Linked DNA regions of Mus musculus: region 2 is linked to region 1. A link is a loop called in an ENCODE intact Hi-C map of the cell type or tissue named here. Cell type or tissue: heart. All regions are shown on one strand.

Region 1 (2,500 bases):
GGGGGGAAGCAAAAAATAAAAAAGATATAGAAGACAGACATTTGGGGGGAAAATCCAAAAATGGTCTGTGTCACATCCTTGATTTACCTCCTTATCAACAGCTAATAGCACGCTGCCCTCACATTTTATGTGGGTACAAAAACCAAGCAGGTTGTTCAAATCTCTGGACTGAATACTGATCACAGAGATGTTAATTAATTCTACAATTTTACGGTTTTCTTGACATAGAAGGGCACTACTACATCACTGCAATAGGACCATACCTAATATACAATTATGAGTTTATTCATCCAAATCACTATTACTAGTGGGGATGTAGCACAACTCCAATGTTTAAATGAGCCTTTGGTGTATGCATACTCTTATGGGAAAGAGGAGGAGAATTCAACACGGAATTTTACTACTGTGAAGCCATTAGCCTAATAGAGGGAATAGTTTTTCAGCTTTTCTTGAACAGAAGTTCAGATCCTGACCATTTAAACCACAGCAAATTTTCAGGAAAGTTAATCCAGCAGACCACTAGATGGCATACTATACACACTGTTTAGTACTCCTTTCAAAAGGTGTCATCCTGGTGAAAGGCGATCATTTCTAAACTTTGACTTACTTTGTGGGCTATCTGATGGAGGTTTGGGTCGTTCATTTATCTAAATGCCATGGGGTATGCAAACAAGCCTCTTTATTAGCTTATAATGTTTTGCAAATACCAGAGTTACTTTAATAAGATGTAAACAAAAATTTATAAAATATATAAAGTTGCTTGTCTACTCTAAATAAAACCAAGTTATGTGTGAAAAGGGCATGGAGATAATTTGTATTCTAAAGTCAATCTCATTTGTGTTCAAAGCATGGTATCTCACGTTTGAAATCCACTCATCTGTAGTAACATTTGATTTTTCAGAGCATAATTTAAGATGATGTGTTAGACAACATGTTATTCTTAATATACAAAAAGGTGGAGAAGAGGTTTATCTTCTTTTTGCTATGAAGATGGCCACTCTTATTTTAAGCAGATCCTGGAAACAGCTCAGAAGAAAACAGATCGTAAACAAGAGCATCCACTGTAGAAATTTCCATGTATTGATGTAATGCACCAGCAGAGGGCTCTGTTGCATTTCTTACGCCATTTTTAACAAAGCAGGAGCCTGAACTTTGTTCCTAGTCTGAATTTCATTTTCATTTCTTCTTAGCTCTTTATAGGCAGGATTATCTTAGATGTGTTTTCATCTAAGACACATGTTGAGCTACTGACTCGCTACATATGGTTTTGAAAGAGTAACAGAAACCTGTGCCTGCCTCAACTTGAAGTTTCTCATTCAGTGTAAAATCCTGCTAGTCAAGTCCCAGCAATCATGGCAAACCCGGTTTCCAGATTTTTCTTTTAAACTTCTCTGGTACATGTTTAAATGTAATATACTGGACAGTGTTGCCTTAGCAGAGCTCAGACTGTACCCAAATTTCAAATGCAGTGCTTAGCGGAAATAGGTCACTATTTCCCAAGGATTCTTTGACTACCTTTCTTCTCAAAACATCACTGATGCTTAACTATTATTATGTTAGGTGTGTGTGTGTGTGTGTGTGTGTGTGTGTGTGTGTGTGTGTGTGTGCATGAGCACACCCTTATTTGCATTATGGCATTCCTGCAGGCATCACTAATAGCAGAAAAGCAATTTGCATGAAAATAAGACTGTGCTGGTGCTGGATTAAAATTTATGGAGCCTGACCAGTTTATATGTCTTACACATTTAAACACAAGGAGACATTAGGGAAAATGATCTATATGACAATTATCACAACAAAGCATTAGACATGGCTATACAGATATTCCCTTGCAAATTACATCTCCTTAATGGAGCACCTGTGACTATTACCATAAGAATAGATTACAATTGACAGAGAAAGTGTTCAGGATGAGGGCCTAAGGAGAAAGGATTTGTAATAAGCATATCGTATGGGTTCTATTAATTCATAATGCAAAGTACAAAGGAACTTTCCATAAGGGTGGTTTCTATTCACTGAGAGCAAGGCTCTTGACAAGGACTTAAACAATGCTAAGGATTTGGTGGAATTTAGGTTAAAAGCTAGCTCCATTGAACAGCAAATGGTCCCCAGGGTTTTAGATAAGTGAACAAGCCCTTTCCTTTTTTTCTGAAGAAAAAGCCTGCCTGGTTAACAGTTGTGACTAGTTTAGTGCTTTCTGAAAGCTGTGCCCTCTACATGTGTTTAGAAGGGTGTGGGTGAAGTATAGTGTATATGAGTGTAGGCATGTCTATACACATATACCTGACAACCACAGTGATTACTTCATATTTAAATGAAGTATAGACAGTTCACTTCTTGGAATTTTCTTTATCCTTTTCATTTCAAATGTGTAATTATTTCTCTGTTTGCATAATGCATTCCTGCAAGTAGTTTTTATGATTTTCTTTCAACTCAAATATTAAGAAATTCACTCTTCTTCCTGTGTTCCCCCATTTTGAATCCCTAACTCTTATCCCCA
Region 2 (2,500 bases), 130 kb after region 1:
TTCTTTCCCATATGCAGGTCACCCATGGTTCAGACAGATCTGCTCAACTGTGAATGAGAGCTAAGAGCCCTGGGTGATGAAGACAGAGGAGACTTTAGCAAATAATCCAGGTATGTTTGAGAGATTGAGCAAGGTTTGGTGTGGGTGGATGTCAGGTGATAGTAGAAAGATGATATGACGTGAAATTGCATTTGTCAGTTTCTCTTTAATTAATGAGTCTAGACAATTTCACTGAGAATAATATTATATGTGGTAATGTAGATTTCCAGTTACAAGCTACACAGGAAGCAGTTAGTTATTCTCAGTATTTGGTTAGTTTTGAAACTCTGAAATGACTATTGCCCATTGAAAATAAAGTGTCTTTAAAGTGTTTTGAGCTTGACTAAAAGCAGAACCTGGATATGGGTATGAACCAAGACCATGTAGCAAATGTCAGGATTGAATTCCCTTTTAAGGCCCATCAATCTTCCTTATTGTTGGCTTTTTTCTTTTGAATTGTGGACTAATTGATGTATTGTGTGTTGAGTTAGTCCTGGTTAGAGTAGAATAATTACAGTTTTCTTTTGTTGTTGTTGTTGTTGTACTTTTTGTTTTAGTTCTGTGTGTCTTTGTCTTTATTATTCTGAGATGTGTTCCTTCTGTCCTCACACTCTTTGGAGCTGTTATACTGAGCAAATGTCCTATTTTACCACACAGGTTCCATGTGTCTATTGACATAGTCTTCTCTATGTGTCTGTTTTATTGATTTCAGCCCTGCATTTTATGATTCCTTAATGTCGCCTACTTCTCTCAGAGATGATTGTTTGTGATTATTTCTCTCCTTTGAGTTTTGTTCTTCTGTCTTGATCCGTTTTTAATTCAGTAGAGTTACTCACTTTCCATGTTTGTAACCATTGTGTAACTGAATTCTTTAAGGATGTGCTAAAATGTGCCACAGCTTTTACACAGAACTTTTTGAGTTTTAAAAGTGGATTTTCTGTGCTTCCTATTAGAGCAAATTTAGTGTGCTTCTAAGAAGACAAACTTGTTTCTTACTCAACACAACACAATATCACCATCTTGTGGTGAAAGTGGTACAGGGCAGGATGAATTCGCCTTTAGTCTGCGCAGTGAGCTGAGAAACCACTGACTTCTTGAGACATCTGTATCCCATGAAAATCCTGAGTTTCTGAAATATCTTCCCCCAAGTCAATATTGCTAACAGATATTTACTTGTAGTAGTGGATGTCGTGAGGAAAGATAAAGGGTGTTTGTTTGTTTGTTTTGGTGTCTCTTGGTTTTCACAGATAAGAACATTCAGGTCCCAAGAAAGCTCTTCAGAAGAAGTTACTCTGTCAGAAATTTAAGGTATTTCATACAAGTGAAGAAAGTGCAGCTGGAATTGAAATTTTAACTTCAACAAGTGCTATTTGCATGGAAGATTTTATTTTAAATAATCATTTTCTTTGACTGAATCTTTCCACTCTTTTACCTTGTTTTCAAACCTGATATTCTGTTTCTTTCCATATCTCTTTGTATTTTTCATATCTTGTTTCATCTCAGTTTGAATTTTTTCTTCAGTGCTTTTACTTATTTACTTCCAGTCAGTTTTCTTATCCTGCATCGTCCCTACTTCCTTCAGCTGTGTGCTCATGGTTTTGTGCCCATCAGTCATTTGGCTTGTAATTATGTTCTTCATGACCCTGAGGTCTGAATTTTTAATGTCACTTAAGTTGTCCTTTTTAGGGGATACTGCCATGGCTATGATTTGATTACAGTACATATTTTCTTATTTTTCGTATTTTGGGTTGGGAATGGAAACAAACGAAATCAGAATTTAGAATTTTGGTTTTCTTTTGTTGTGTGGCTTGCATTCCAAGCTTAGAATTTTGCCTGCGTATCTTTTATCTGAGGGGTGCAGAACTCACTATGAGGCTCAGATATCATGTGCAGCAGCGTCCTACTCCATTTGTTTCAGGTGTAAGCTGGGTGCAAGTGTGAGGGAATGCTGTGTAGAGTGGGTTTAGGGTAGCCAGAAAGCTGGAGCTGTGTGGCAGGAAGCCTGATAATGAGTGGGAAGGACTTTTTTCTCTGTGGGGCAGGGTTAATCTCAGGTACCAGGAGACTGAGAGGGAAAAGAAAAGAGCTGGGTGGACTCTACAAAAGTAATTGAGAAAGAGAAATCGCCTGGCTTCAATGTGTTTAGGGGATCCACGTGACTATAACAACTTGTTGGATCAAGGAGAAGTGCTAGATCCAGGCCTGGATCCACCATTCCAACATGGTCCCTAACCAGATACTGGTTACCTGGGCCTGCTATTCTTCTTGTGTTATTAGTATAAGATTTGTCTAAAGAAATGGAGAAAGCCGGGCAGTGGTGGCACACTTGGGAGCCAGAGGCAGGCAGATTTTCTACAGAGTGAGTTCCAGGACAGCCAGGGCTACACAGAGAAAACCTGTCTCAAAAAAACCCAAAAGAATATAAATAAATAGATAAATAAATAAGAAAAAGAACAGAAAA

The links. Hi-C counts contacts between places; a loop is a spot of excess contacts. Peaks named below come from ENCODE experiments on the same cell type or tissue, not always from the same donor. Only the 100,000 strongest peaks of a DNase experiment are listed, where the experiment ranks them.
Region 2: it touches region 1 in a loop (17-fold over the local background); 20 of 42 quality-filtered maps call a loop at or near these places.

The regions. Positions count from the first base shown.
Region 1 is chr1:18,104,960-18,107,459 of GRCm38, reverse strand. No RefSeq gene overlaps it. Among named protein-coding and RNA genes, the nearest start is that of Crisp4, 40 kb to the left of the region's middle. In heart, CTCF peaks have their summits at 514 (motif pointing right) and 1,111 (motif pointing right); no DNase peak of the experiment used is centred here.
Region 2 is chr1:17,979,382-17,981,881 of GRCm38, reverse strand. No RefSeq gene overlaps it. Among named protein-coding and RNA genes, the nearest start is that of Crisp4, 170 kb to the left of the region's middle. In heart, a CTCF peak has its summit at 1,061 (motif pointing left); no DNase peak of the experiment used is centred here.